2 separate regions of the Mus musculus genome follow, and region 2 is linked to region 1. The links are chromatin contacts, found by Hi-C in ENCODE. All regions are on one chromosome and are shown on one strand. Each heading gives the region's core, a stretch centred on a gene start or an enhancer-like site at or near the end of the contact. The rest is flanking DNA. Distances are from core to core; before and after follow the strand shown.

Region 1 (7,757 bases), core at 1,522-4,021:
GTCTCTACGACCATGCTTTATAGCTCATTGAAAGCTTGGTCCTAGTCTATCGTATCCACTATTTATCTAGCAAGAGAGTACCTGACACAAAAGAGGTGCCCAATAATGAGTATTTGTAAAGTTCAAACACTTATGGTCAAATAAATGGGTATAGACTTGGCATGAAGTAGGTCTTTGAAATAAATATTGTAAAAGAGAAACCATAGAATCAAATAATGGAAACTACTGACTACACCACAACAAACAAAAAAACTGAATGGCAGAGGAGAGGCAAAGTGGCAACAAGAGGAAAAATGTGTGAAAATGTCCAGCAAACTGTACAAGACCTGTGCAAGATCAAGCCAGTCAGCATTCTAGCTTGGAGAGAGGGCGGGGCTTATGATTCCCTGCCTCTAACTGAGGAACTATCAAGTTATGGTTTCTGAGAAATGAAGAGTCAGTTTTCTTTAAAAGTGTGGTCGCTGTGCTCTGGTGGGTGACCCTGTAACAAGAGAATATAGGTAGCATGTGCAAATCAAGCTTAGTGATATAGATATAGATATAGATATAGATGATAAAGCTATAGATATGGACATATAGGTACATAAATTCATAGGTATATAGATATATAGATTCATAGGTATATAGATACATAGATTTATAGGTATATATATCTATATAGCTATATAGGTGTATACATATGCATATAGATTATCACACATACATACATTTGTGTATATGTATATACATGTATATTATATATGTGTGTGTATATGTATATATATATGTGTATATATATGTGTGTATGTATGTGTGTATTCTATATGTGTAAATTCTTAAAATGAACAAAATATATTTAAAACATCCAGTAAAGAGTTACTGTCCCTCATTGACAGGTGGCTCTTATAAATCTATGACAAAAAGATGACCAAAGACTGTGCTTGTTAGCCCCACACATGCTCCTCATCTCCACAGTCTTGTTTGCAGCGTTGTCTGGGTTTGGATGGGTAGCTCTTGCTCAGCATCCGTACGCAGTTGCAGGCTGTTATTAATGAGGGTGCGCACTCGCTGGGAAGGCTTCCGTCACCGCCCGCCCGCCTGCAGCTGCTTCCGGCTGCTCACTGCAAGCTGCTGTGGTTTTACTGAACTTCGAGTCTCACCCAGCAGAGAGACAAGGTCCCGGCAGAAGCACTCCGCCAGGCAGAGTTTCAAAGGGACCCGCCGGACCGTGTGCAGCTAAGAAGGCGGCTCAGAAGTCACAGACACACTCCTGTCATCGTCGTTGTCCAGTTAAGCGTACGGTTCAGATCCAAGGAGAGACTCAAATGCTCCTTCCTCAATGCAGAGACAGCATATGCAGCCCAGAAAGGAACAGCATGGGTGGCAGCGGCCATCTTTGTAGGCTACCCTCTCTCCCACCCACTGCTTGCTTTCTGTGCTGTGCAGGAAACACAATTCAGATTTCACCTTCCAAGAAGGCCCGACTTTTTTTTTTTTTTTAAATACATTTACTAAAACCCATTTGGTGCTCAGTGGCTAATGTGCTTTCTTTTAAAGTCAGACGTATTTCTTTCAAAACCAGCTTGTTTCTGGCGATCTGTAGAGATTTGCCGTTTCAAAATGAGTGACCTTGACGCACACCTCCAGGCTCAGCCGTAAGACATGGTGCACAGGGTACTTTCCCTCCATCTTTGAATTGGACCCTGCGGTTACTGAGTTATGGGAAATAGTGCCATGATTGCTTGCCGTGTGTGTGTGCATGATCGTGTGTATGTGTGCTCACATGCTAGGGAGCCAGGTGCCACTGGGTTTTGGATTAGGAAGCTGGCTTTGCATCTATTTGAATGCTTGAGCAGCCCAAAGGGTTCTTGTGCACAAGCCCTGCCTTGGCTAACTCCTGTTATTATCTTGCTATGGAAGGTCATGCCAACTGCTTAATTACACGGAAAGTTATGAAACAGCCCAGGCAGCAGAACACTGATCAGCTGTGGACTCCTAAAGGAAAATAAACCCTTCTTGCAGCCAGGATGGCTGCGAGCCACCAGGCGTGTCTGTCCGTCCATGCCTGCATGTATAGCTCCCTTGTATAAAAGGGGTGCCCATGGCTGGGCAAAGTCCTGGATTCACCTTTCTAACAGGGTTATGGGTCATAACACAATAGAACCATTTTAATCAGAGCGAGATTATATCTGAGCACTTCTAGTCCGACTTTTCCTTTCATTGAATGTAAACAATTAAACCTCTCTTGGAAGCTTTCCTGTTCACTCCACAGCACGCCGCAAAATAGCCATGCCGAGCACTGAGACGGGCATTATTAAAGAGAGCCAGCTGCTGCAGTTTCAGGCCCATCTGACTTACCTGCCCTTCAGCCATCACCTCCGAGGGGAAACTGAGTTTATGGAGGAGCGGGCTCTTCCGGTTTAGTCTGTCAGGTGCCTGCCAGGCTTGGCTTCATTCTCACCTTAAAAGCACTCAGATTTTGGATTTTTACACATTGCTTTGTTTTATCTGCCTTCATGGAGAAGACGCCAAAAGAGGCCTTTGTGGTAATTAGAGGCTGAGGGGAAAGCAGACTTCTCGAGAAAGAGAAGGCATTTCTGTGCTGAAGAGCCCTTTTCACCGGAGCAAGCAGGATCCTCTCTACTTCTACAGGAAGCAGCTTGCCCACTGCAGAGGGGTGGGGTTCCCTCGGATTTCTCTGAAAGCATTTGGAGAAGGAAAAAGCCAGGCTCCAATGCCAAAAGACAACTTTAACCCTCCACTCGCAGAGCCCAAGGTCAACCAAAGGTCACAAGAGTACTGCTGAAATCCGAAATCCGCGGGCTGGGGAGCTCCCTCGGGGCTGCCTCTGATGCTGCAGGAATCGATAGCTGAGATCCACTCCCTAAAGGGCTCACTTGTTGGCCTGTGACGGATGAAGTGGTTCGAGGTGCCCATTAGGGTGCAGAGTAGACACTGATATAGACTTGAGCTCCCACGGCTGCCCCGCCCCTTCTTGAAACCTAATTTAGACCATATCAGAGTTTTCATAAAGACATTCCTGATACCATTGTGCTGTAAATCCTGTCTGATCCGACCTTCAAATACTTATGCAAACTGAAATATGTCTGGAAAGAAGTCAAAACAAAACAAATATGCCACACCATCTCTTTGCAGCAGGCCCCTCCCTCCTCATTTACATTTCAGCTCAGACCTCTCCAACCGGCTCCCAACTGTTTAGGCCAGTTAATTAGTTATAATTGCAGCGATTGTTTCTCTGAATGCACTGATGGCCTTATGTCTGAAAGCCAGCTTAGCCCGGTTTCCAGCATGTGTGAACTGCGTTGGTAGCATTATTTTGTAAAAACTCATTACAGATAAGTGCAGTTAGTTTAGTCTCCATCAAGACCGGCCGTAGCAATAATTCGCTTTCTTCAAACATCTACAGGTTGTTGTGTTCCAGGAGCTGTGACCTCAGCCTCTGCCTTCGCTCTGTCATTTCAGTGGGCTGTTTCCCCGCGGGAGCATTTTGGGTGAAGCGCTCTTAGTTTCGGATGCAGTGTGTTAATGATAATTTACGTCACTGGCAAGTTGTAGCAACATTGAGATCTCGTGGTCTATCTTTTGGCTCATAACACCATGTAATTAGAGAGAGTGGAAACTGGGAGAGTAAAGTGACTGTGTGCTCATATTACAGTCCTGAAACCAAAGGGAAGAGAAGAGGAAGTGGCTGTTTCTGACGAGGATGGGCCTCTCTTTTACTCCCACAAAGGAACGTCACAATCTTCCAGATTTAAAGGGGGAAATAAATGGTCATAAGGTTTGCCTGGTTGTATTATTAATCCATTCATCTAACATGTAGTGAACACTGACAGAGAGGTATGTTTAGAGAGGTAATAGTGTTCTTGTATGTTGTAGGGTTTGCATTCAAATATCACACTTCATTAAGGGGATTTATTCAGTCTTGTGAGGTAGGCAGGGTATGTATCCATTAGTTCACCCATTGGATGAGGAAATGGGAGCTTGCAAAGGTTAATCGACTCACTGGCCTGGGTCCCAAAGCTGGCGAGAGCCTCGGTTAGGAATCAAGGATTTGACTCTATATTTCATCAGTCTCCCTTCCATCTTAAAGACTGAAGAGTGAGGAAGCAAGACACATAAAAAGATTCCGGTAGAAACAAGATGGCGGCCATAGTTGCATCTCACGGATCTAGTGAGACCTGCACGCACCAGGACTGGATATTCTGGTAAGTGAGAAATGCAAACAAATAAGGGGGTGTTGGTGATAATAGGAGTTCCTCAAGACAAGGGCCCAAGATCTTTGCCTATGAGGTGTTCCTCGTGTCTGCTACATCCTTACTTACCAAGCACCTGTTAGTATCCTGAAACAGGCAGGGGAGCAGACTGGGCTGTCTTTACCCCACTCTATATGAACTGTAGTCACGCAGCTGACCTGGGAAGCTATCACAGAGGCTGTAAACATTGAACAAAGATCTGAAGAGTCAGGGCTTAGGTGATCAGAGTCCATAGATGAGGTAACAGAGTGATGTAGGCTGGAGAGATGGCTCAGAGTAAGACACTTGTCATGCAGGCCTGACCACCTGAGTTTGATTCCTGGATCCCACAGTGGAAAAATGTGTGTATGCACATATGTGTGTTATCCTTATAATCTCTATAAGACTGTATATAACCATATATGTATGTATGTGTCCTTATACATACATATATATATGCATATCCTTATATATATTTGACCACATATGACCAGACACAGGGCCAGACTTCTAGGAATGTCACCAACTTGGTCATCAGATGGAGCCCCATGCTTTGCGGTTTCCAGCTGTGGGATGAATTCTTTGCTGCCTCCGCCATCTTGGAATTCTCTTCCCTTTTCAAATAGCAGGCTCTGAATTTGTGTTTTGCACCGTCTAACAGTGTGGAGGGTCCTGACTAGGTGGTTTATTTCATTTATGCAAGTTTAGAGTATATTAGTGTTAGGAGAGTAATTCAAGCACTAGAGAAGGTGAGGAATTATGGGTATTAAACTGGCGAACTTGCTGGAGAAGGCAGGAGAGAAAAGGAAATCTTTTCCTTATACATCAGCTGACTTTAAAAAAAATCCTTAATTTGGTAAAAAAAAAATAGGAGGAAAAAGAACAGCGAACTATCAATTTTTGGCTCTGTTCATGTTAAAAGGTATAGGAAGAGCAGAAAAGCAACTGAGCTAATTTATCGTTTGTTCGATGTTCAACCATAAGTAGCTCAGATCTCTTGGGTTTCTGAGCACATCAGGGGAATCGCATAGGCTAAAAACTAAGGAGCACGGAAGGAGTAAATGTAATATCACTACCAAATAAGCCTTTTGATCAAGGTACAAGAAAAGGCAGTTTTACAGATTTATTCAGATTTGGGGGCTCCCAGGGACAGGGAAGCTATTCTTTTATTTTCAATTTAAAGGCAGTGCTTTCTGTTTGAAAACTTATTTAAGGAAGGGTTTGCTGATGACAGCGTTGAAGATGATGAAGGTAATGATGGTGGTGGTGATGATGACTTAAAGAGGATCGGCTTCTGAGCTGAGTGGTAGATGTCACTTGCCGAGTGTTCTCTGTGAGCCAGGCACAGTTAAGTAAGCCTTAAAACATTCCTGAGGAGGGTCCCAGAATCCTTAACATGAAGAATGAAGAGAGAGAGGAATACACAGTGCAAGGATTTGCCCCAAGATGCATAGAGTGTATCAGCTGGTATTGGCCTTGAACCTGCAGCCTGGCTCCCTACCTAATCCCTTCCCTGAGCTGCTTTGATTCTCAAGATCCTCCAGAAGATGCTGCCCCGACCCCCAAAGATGAAAACCTACAAGAGAAAGGGTTCCTATGGTTTCAGCTCTCAGAGCTGACCTTTTCAGCCTTCTATGCCCTACCAATGCTTTTATTCCAGACAGCTCAGGGATAGGGAAGGGGGTGGGGGTGGGGGGTGAGTATCGGGGTCGGGAGGGGTTATAAACTTGGGTGTTAGCTGATGTGGACTCAGGAGATGATGAGAAAATTGGAAGAAGGTGAGCCAGGACTAAATAGAAATGTGAGATGCTGTAGTGATCCCCCTCCACAAAGCTGCCCTTCTTGTGCAGAGAGAGAAGACAGCAGCTGGCCTGTCAGGGCTCTCCAGTGGGGAGGCAGGAAGCAGTATTTGCATCTAAACTGCTGTGACCCATCACAAAAAAATTAGAGCCCCTACTTCTAGGTTCCTGAGCACCTACCATTCACATGTGTGTTAGGGCAGTGAGCTTGGTGGTCTAGGCCTTTTTAAAATCAGGTACCGCCCTTTAAATGTGTGGACAGAGCACTTCTATTGAGTTTTCTGTTGACTATTGCTTTGCTCTATAGTTCAAGCCAGTTCTATATTAAGTAACAGGTATTGAATTTCGCTCAGTTTCATTTTAGGTTATCTTCTCCCTTATCTGTGCGCCTCTGAACTTCCAGGAGGTAGTCAGCTTGTAAGATGTGTGCCTTTGCCTGGACCGTTGACTTAGTCTCTTCAGGTGTGAGCAGTAATTGGCAGTCAACAGAGCTTTTAACCATGAAGGGAGCGAAGGAAAACAAATTTGAATCAATGTCGATGGCAAATGTCCTTGAGTGCAGGCTCTGTAGAAGGCCTAGGGAGACACTGGCTCTCCCTTCTGAGGTTTGCAGCCCTAAAATGGAGATGCTTTCTGGGGTGGCTGGGTGCCATTTCACCTAGCAACCCATGCCTGCAACTTGCAATCTTGTCCTCCTGAAGGACAATTCTGTCTCCTCCTGGAGATTGGTTTGTTTACTGTACAAAGAAATCAGGTGAACAGTTTGCTAAAACTAATAATTTGTTTTGGTTGAGGTTTCCGGAAGCAAACCCTGAGATGAGGGTGTCTAGGCAAGCGATTCCGTAGCAAAGCACTCTGGGAAGAAACAGTTAAGGCACTGGGGTGCTAGATGGCTCAGGGGAGAAAAAGAACGATGGGAAATCTCAGGTAAGTGCCATTGGTCGCTGAATTTGCAGACAATTATGAAACGTACTTTGCACTGTAGCCTGGGTCACCTCAGCAGAGAGAGACAGGGGGCTAGGTTTCCATCACACTGCACCGTGATTTGTCTCTGATTTTTAACCCAACTGGGTGAGAATAAGACCATTACCACAATTTGGATTTAAGCCAAATTTGAAGCAAGCTTTATTAAATATTAGACAGAATGATGGGCTCTTGCCAGATCCATCCCATTTCCAGAGAGTGGCCTCAATTACGTTAGCCAGGTTTATAAAGGCGACACCCACGGGCTGTGTACTTTCCACCTTCATCCAATCCGGGCAAGCATGTATCCTGACATACTTCCTGCCTACGTACAACCTACCCTCCTGCCCACTGTGATGAAGCACGTCCTGTGCAGTTGGGGCAACCAACCTTGTTTACAGAAGTGAAAACGTGCTGCTTGTTGTCTGGCATGAGCAACAGCTCCCAGCATTCTAGAATCTTATCTCTCCCTGGGCAAGTGGGGCTTACAGGTTAGAGGCGTTTTTGTTTTATAGATCTCTTCATCACAGTAAAGTCAACTTACAGCATAACTTTAGTCGTCACGTGACATCTGCTTGCTGTGAATGCAGAGTCCCAGGTGTTTCCTGCCTTGGATGCTCCCAGCCCGCACAACCCTGACAACTCAGGGCCAGCTACTTCAGAAGGCTTCAGTAAGGAGCTAGCATTGATTATGGACAGATGCTGCCATGGCAACTCTACTGTGTAGTTCCACTTCTGGCTTTGGAGAGAGTTGGCTCCTCAG
Region 2 (7,744 bases), core at 3,024-5,523, 270 kb after region 1:
GCCCATAGAGAGTGACACTATTAGGAGGTATGGCCTTATTGGAATAGATGTGATGTTGTTGGAGGAAGTATACCACTATGGGGGCAGGTTTTGAGATCTCCTATGCTCAAGATCTACCAAGTGTGAACAGTCTCCGTCTGCTGTCTTCAGATCAAGATGTGGAACTCTTGGCTCCTCCAGCACCATGTCTGCCTGCCATGTTGTCATGCTTCATACCATGATGATAATGGACTAAACCTCTGAGACTGTAAGCCAGCCCCAGTTAAATATTTTCCTTTATTAGAGTTGCTGTGGTCATGATGCCTCTTTGTAGTAATGAAGCCTGAACAAAGACAATGTCCTACTTCATTCTTTCCAAGCGCCTGCTTTTGTCCCTTGTTTTGGCCCCTGTATTAGTCTCTTGGTTTTCTAATGCTGTGATAAAACACTATGACCAAGTCAGCTTATAGAAAAATAATTTATTTGGGCTTAAAGTTCTTGAGGGCTAGAGTTCATGATAGCAGAGTCAAGGCATGGTGGTTGTAGCAGCAGCTGGGAACTCACACCTTAAACCACAAGCAGGAGCTAAGTACTGAGGATGATATGTGTCACTTAAATCCCAAAGTCTACACCCATAACATACTTCCTCCAGCAAGGCCACACCTCCAAAACTTACCTAACAGTGCCACCAACTGGAAACAAGTGTTCAAACACCTGAGACTGTGGGGGACATTCTCACTCAAACTACCACAGACTCCTAATGCATAAAGAAAACTCAAATCGATCTAGAAGGACTCCAACTTCCTGCTCCCCTCACCACAAATACATTCACATCGCCACTCATCCATTCAGCCTTACTAATTATCAAGGCTAAGACAGACCTTCCTCTCCTTTTCCAGAGTCAGTTTATGCCTTGAACCACAACCCCTTCTTTTCCCTCTTCCTCTGCTGCACTCTAGACTTCTCTCTCAAGCCACCTATTGTGCTGGAAGCTACTACAGACTCCTCTGACCTGAAACATCTGCCTTTGTTCACATGTTCCTCAGCTCTTGAAAATCTTTCTCTTTCTTTCTTCACCAACCCTTTCAAAAATACAACATCATTTATCATTCCTTCTTCCTTGTTACCCTTTCCTTAATTTCCTGCAATCTGGCTTCCACATCTTTCTTTAGCCACAAGTGATCCCCATCTGTCTTACTCCCACATAGTATAACCCCAGAATCCCAGCTGCCCTCTATTGTTGTCTGCATGGGTGACCTGCTCCAAACTCCCATGATTTCCATGAGCCTGCACTTCTGTGATTCTCTTCCTAACTTTTGTTCATTCGTTCATTTAAGGTAATATGGGGCTGGAGAAATGGCTCAAAAGTTAAGAGCACTGGCTGCTCTTCCAGAAGACTCAGGTTCAATTCCCAGCACCTACATGGTGGCTCACAAATATATCTAACTCCAGTTCCAGGAGATCTAATGCCCTATACTAACCTCTACAGGTACTATGCACACAGTTGGTACACAAACATACATACTAGCAAAGCAAATGCATAGATAGACAGATAGATAGATAGATAGATAGATAGATAGATAGATAGATAGATAGATAGATATTTTCTGGTACCTACTGTATGTAGGGACAGCAAGGATTTAGGGGTGAAGAAAACTGAATCAATGATTAGTCTCACAGAGAACACATCCTAATTGAAGATGTACTGCCAGACAGTTAAGCAGACAGTATATGGTAGAATCTTGGTTGTTAGGACAGCAATGTGAACATTGAATTAGTGAATAATGAATGAGCCATGGAGAGTAAGACAGGGCCACATTCCTGTAAGTCTACCTCGTCACTGTCTGCTCTTGTTTTTACGTGTTTCTGTGTAATATACATTTTGAAAGGTAATTAATTGTGTTCAGGATTTCTTTATTTAAAAAGGACAAGCTAAAGAAGTTTAATATTTTCTTGAAACAACAGTATCTCCCCTACCCGAGCCTCTCTTTTCACTAAAATCATCTTGTCTGAATATTCAGGACCAGTGACCTTGAACTGTTCCCTTGTTCCGTCAGGACTTCCCCCAACTCAAGCCACACATAGAGCATAGAGTCTCATAGCATCTTTCAACTGGAGTCACATTGCCAGCACCTGAGTCCCACCAGCACCCTACAAATTATCCTGACACTTCAATGACGTTTCTTCAACCAAAATGTATGGACCATCATGATTCACATTTACCCCAAACACATCAGATTTTGCTGAGAACTGGGACGGAGCTGGCTTAGCCAGGGATGAGTGTGGCAGTAGAGTCTTCAGTGGGCAGGGAGGAGAAGCCAGAGGCCAGAGTGCAGAGGAGAGTGGGATCAAGTGAAACAGACCCAGGACACAGTGCTGTGGGGTGCCAACAGGCCCTTAAGCTTAGCCACTTGTCTTCTCTGAGCTTCAACTAACTCTTCCATCAAATGGGAGAAATATCTCAGAAGAATTCTTGAAAGGTTAAACACACGTTGCCTATAAATTTATTACCTCATCAAATTGAGATAGGGGTGGCACTAGTTAGTGGCACTGGCTTCAGTTAGCTCCCTTTCATTCAGATGTCCTTGATTTTCAGGACTGTGGCTCTGTCCACTTTCCTGGTTGACGCTACATCGCTGCAAGATAAGCTAGCGTCAAGAGCCTCTATCACAGCACAGGGATGGGAACACTCATGGTAGAGCCTACGTGAGAGACTCAGAAGAAGAAGCAAGAAAGACAGGAGGTGAGACAGAGGCCATTGCTACAGTGGTGGAGGGTATTAGAAACACAGAAAGGCCCTGTGTGTGATTGGGGAAGGAGAGGGAAAGAAAGCAGAACTCTGTGCAGGGACAGCAAGTGAATGTCACAACGTGAGATGTGACCTCTTGATTCCCAGGATGAGTCAGGCTCTCCTTAGTCAGACTCAACTCACAAGAAGCAGGGAAGGCCCCAGCAGGCCAAGCAGAAATGCTTCTGAGTGCCCTACTGTGGAGATATGGGATTTTTTAAAAAAAGTATTGGAGAAGCAGGGGATCTAGTTCTTGTTCCTGGATGTCATGTGAGTCTAAATTCCAACTAGTCTAAACACAAGAACCCAAATTGAACCCAAAGTTTGGCCAAGATATTGCCGTGTCTAATGAAGACACAGGTTTTAGGTTTTGGACTTGCTTCCGGTTTGATGGTCCCTAGAGATGACACGCTTTGAGGCCTCTTTCCTGAGGTGACTGCACTGCAGAGACTCAGAAACCATATATGAGCTTGGAATGCCTAATTCAGTTTAAAATACAATTCCACACAACGATGACATTCTTGCTTTCTCTGGGTTTTTTTTTTTCCCCATTCATTTCCCACTCACCCCCCTTCCCCATTTTTCCAAATTCCTCTTCCCAATGAGTCAGAGATTGAAAATGCTTGGCACCCTTGTTGAATAAATAGTATTTGTCCATGGTGACACTGATCAGTGGCAAACTGCCATTGCTCTGTGACAGGAGGGTTTGAGTATACAGCCCACAAGTCTGTCAGAGACCCTGGTCCTTGATGGGTGTCAGCCTGTCAAGCTACAGGCTTTGCTTGCGTTCTCTTCCAGCTAGCTGGGCTGACATGCCCAGAAGGGGAAAGGTAAAGGAAGAAAAGAGGAAGGGGCCGGTGTGGGGAGGGGAAGAAGGAGTGATGGTGTGATATAAACCAATTGTCCGTACCTGGAGTGGTGGGAGCCATGCAATTTGGTTCTGCAGACCTTGAAAGTTCTCTGGAAGCCATCATTTTGACTCTCACCTTCTGAGTGAGATCCTGGCACTCCTTGTACCACATCAAACTACTGGTGTAGGTGGGCGAGCAACTGATGAAAACCCACCTCTTCCTTGGAGCCTCGGGGAATGCTTGCCCCAGGGGAACAAAAGTTCTGCCTTCTTTTTCTCCTTCAGCCCACCCCATTGGGAGAACTGTATGTTTTGGAAAGCTCTGGAAGGCACATGTCTGAGTATTCATGGGCACAGAAGTGTCCCCACACCCCCTCGAAATCCCAAAGGCTGTAGCACCCATGCGGGAACCACTCCCTTGCCTTAGCAGGCCCTGCCCAGCACCAGGGTCCACATTAGCCTCGGAGCTGGAAAGCTCCTGCTGCCGTGTAGGATTTTTTTCCCCTCTCCTTTTCCATACCTTCAGAACCTCTGCTAATGCTTTATGCTTAACACAATTAACTGCGCAACTTAATAGGCTGCACTGAGGCATTTGCGTACAGGCATGTGTCATGCCGTAGTTTGTCACTTTCCCTTCTTGGCCTCCCCTCCCCCATCCTCTCTCCCCTCCTTCTTCCTGCACGGTCCCAATTCTATTTCCGGACACCGATATCTGTTTGGATGCTTTTTAAACTCAAGGGCTTCAAGGGTCACTCACTCCCAGAGTCCATGTGTGATAGAACCAGACTTCTTGCAGAGAGTGTGGGCGGGGCCTAGGCAACTTGGATGGACTTCCTTGAGGTCACACAGCCAGGGAGTAAGAGCCTGAGATACAGTCATCAGCTCACCCTACCCACCAAGCACTCGGCATCTACTAGGCACCGCTCTGCTCCCCGGAAACTCATCACTCTTTGAGGCATGCTTGGCTGCTCCTGAGGCTGCTTCCCCATGCCCCTCTTCTGGATGCTTTCCGTTCCCAGCCCCGCAGTCTAACCCTGAGACCTCCAAGGCCACTCACAGCATTCCTGAAGACTTAGAAGAGGGGCTTTTGTGTGCAGCTTTCCCCCCACCCCCCTCCGGGACCCTGGAATGCATCTTCACGGGGCTTGCTGATTTACAGCCCTGCTGTCTTTCAAAGAATTCACTGGTCTGGGTTGAGTCAACAGATGTAAGAAAAGGCTTGTTAAAGGTTCTGTCACTGGAACCAGTTGTCGCTTGCACTAGCAGGATGCTTTCTTTAACCCTGGGCCTGGCTCAGGCCTCTGAAAATGAGCCATGGTACTCAGCATCCGTGTAGGAGACTCCAAAACTCCCTGTGATGCGAGCCATAAGCACATTGTGTGCCCTAGCCAACCTTGTTACTACAATATTCTTTATCAAGTCTTGACATTTACTTACCATCCTGAACTGACTCTATTTATTTTGAGGGTCACGTTGGCCTGTTTTCTAATTCCACAGTAGCTACTCTATTTGCCCACTGAAAACAGTTGCTATAACCTGTCCGAGCCTACCAACCATTCTGAAAAGATTCATCCGTTCATTTGTTCATTGGCCCATTGTCTCAATGATCGCCACCACACTATAGAGTTAAGAACCCACTAATAGGTGAGTAAAACTGGCTGGTGCCTGAGGGACACTACCCTCACCCCTGCTCTGGGCCAAGCTACTCTCTCCCCAGCTCACAGGAGTGCTGGTGACTCACAACTGAGTCTGCCTTGGGAATTGGTCTTGGCCAAAGGGAACTCTGTCCCTGGGGAAATGTCTCTTCTTGGGACAGCCGGCCTCCAGGGACTGATTGATGTTGAAGTACAGAAGCTTGGGCCTCTCCCTCAATGAACTCATGCTGTCCCCTGAAGCATTGCTTAAACTCTTGGGATCTAGGTGTCAGCCAAGGCCCTGTCGCAGCTACACCACAGTCCAGCTCCCCGCTCTGCCACGCCCCGCTGCCCCGACTCCCTTGGCTGCAGTTCCCCCAGGAACAATCCTGCTCCATGTCAGCCTTCTGCGCACAAATCCCTCGCTCAGATCTAGTTCTGCTCCCAGTGAACTTGTTCTAAGACACCTGCCATGGTGAAGTGTGCATACCAGAAGAGAGAGGAAAATAAACAAAGTGAGTAATCACGGTATGTGAAAAGTGACAGGCTGTGGGAAACACTAGAGCAGGGGCAGGGAGTTTCAAATAAGAATGAAAGCTGGCGCGCGCGCGCGCGCGCAATGGTCTCATGTAGCCCAGCCTGGCCTCAAACTTATTATGTAGCCAAGGGTGACTTTGAACTTGTGTTCCTTCTGTCTCTACTTCCTGAGTACCGGGATTACAGATTCATCCTCCCCAGCCCCACCCAATGGAAATCGAATCCAGGGTCTCAGACATGCTCGGCAGAAACCCTACCAGGTGAGCGGCAGCCTTAGCACTTGGCATTCTTTTGCCATAGAGTGGTCAGAGTAGCCTTCTCTGAGACATTTGAGCAGATTTGAAGTTAGCAAATTGGATTGGCAGAAAGCTCTCAATCCAAAACTGTTACTGGCACAGTTCTCCTCCAGAGAAACATAAACAGCAGTGTGTGCATGTGTGCAGGGGTGTGTGTGTGTGTGTGCAAGCCTGAACATCATCAGCTTGAAACTCGAGTTGCCACAGTCCTGGGGCAGACTTTCTTCTTCTCAGGGAACATCAGTCCTTGCCCGTTGGGCTTCCGTTGCTGAGATGACCACACTGTGGAGAGAAATCTATTTTATTTAAAGTCTACTAATTGTGGGTGTTCGGCACATCCGATAAGAGCAACATCTGGGGTTGCATTAGATCAAATTGCTGGGTATGCTGGTCTCGACAATTTCACTAGAAAACTAACTCTCCTCAGCTGAGTCCTGCCACTTTCCACATTCACCATCCTCCTGGTCCATCTGCTGCCCTGCCTTCCTTACAGTCTGTCTTCCGCATCACTAGATCACACCAAGGCAGGAAGACACTTGCCTTTTCTGTTCTCCATTGCCTCTTTAATGCCTGGAATGTGCTGGTTCATATGAGGTTCCCAGTGATAATTTATGAGCAAATAGTGAATGAATTTTAACCTCCCATTTAAAAAGAAAGAAAGGAAGAAAGGAAGAAAGGAAGAAAGGAAGAAAGGAAGAAAGGAAGAAAGGAAGAAAGAAAGAAAGAAAGAAAGGAAGGAAGGAAGGAAGGAAGGAAGGAAGAAAGAAAGAAAGAAAGAAAGAAAGAAAGAAAGAAAGAAAGAAGGGAAGAAAGAAAGAAAGAGAGAGAAAAAAAAAAGAAATAAACTCTTTCCAAAATGTATGGATTGGGAGATTTCTCAAACGTGAAAAGGGACTCAACACTGAAAACCAATAATAATACAAGGTCTGCCTCCAAGGTGCTATTGGAAAGGGGAGCAAGAATCGGATTTTCTGACCAGGAGATGTAGAACTTGAGGACCATTTCCTAAATTCAGATCAGCTGGTGATACAGGAACAAGGGAGGGCAAGATTAGATGGAGAAGCAACGTCAGATGGTAAGAGATGAGCCCTGTGGAGACAAGATCTCTCACTTGGACCTGAAGCTCCGAGAAGGCTAGCCTGTAAGCCCCAGAGAGCCATCTGTCCCTGCCTCCCTGGTGCTAGAGTTACAAATCTCGTCCACTGAATCCAGATTCCAGCCTCCCCCCACCCACCCTCCATCCACCATGGAGCTGGGCATCAAATTCAGGTCTCCGGAACAAGTACCTCACCAAGCAGCTGGCTTTATAGGCCCAGATCGACTTTTGATGTAGAATGTAGCTTGTCAGTTTTCACAGACTCCTTTGTTTTCCTCAATATGTGCAAAGTGCTTTCTTTCCAGTTTGAGTACCTCAGAGAGAAAAATAATCATAAAAATTAAAACTCGAAGAGATAAGATGGTAGCTAATGCCAAAGAGGAGAATAGCCCTAGGTAGGTAAAATGAAAAGTGCCAAAATAGCCCTAAACATTATGCCACAGTAAATATTGTCAGAGATTTAAACAACAACAACAACAACAACAAAAGAACCCCACAAGCAAACAAACAAACAAACAAGAAGAGACAAAATATTTGCAAGCTATACTTCTGCCAAGAGCTTAG

Evidence for each region. Hi-C counts contacts between places; a loop is a spot of excess contacts on that map.
Region 2: a loop to region 1 is called in a map of CH12.LX, with 2.6 times the contacts of the local background. The contact joins two enhancer-like sites. A Hi-C loop is called at or near these places in 2 of 37 maps with a recorded cell type or tissue (CH12.LX and left cerebral cortex).

What each region holds. Positions count from the first base shown.
Region 1 is chr13:111,976,841-111,984,597 of GRCm38, forward strand. No RefSeq gene overlaps it. Among named protein-coding and RNA genes, the nearest start is that of Gm15322, 14 kb to the right of the region's middle. Within about 2 kb of position 2,772, at least 2 of the 3 ENCODE cell types and tissues checked have a DNase peak (open chromatin) inside an H3K27ac peak, as active enhancers do.
Region 2 is chr13:112,248,783-112,256,526 of GRCm38, forward strand. No RefSeq gene overlaps it. Among named protein-coding and RNA genes, the nearest start is that of Ankrd55, 36 kb to the right of the region's middle. Within about 2 kb of position 4,274, at least 1 of the 3 ENCODE cell types and tissues checked has a DNase peak (open chromatin) inside an H3K27ac peak, as active enhancers do.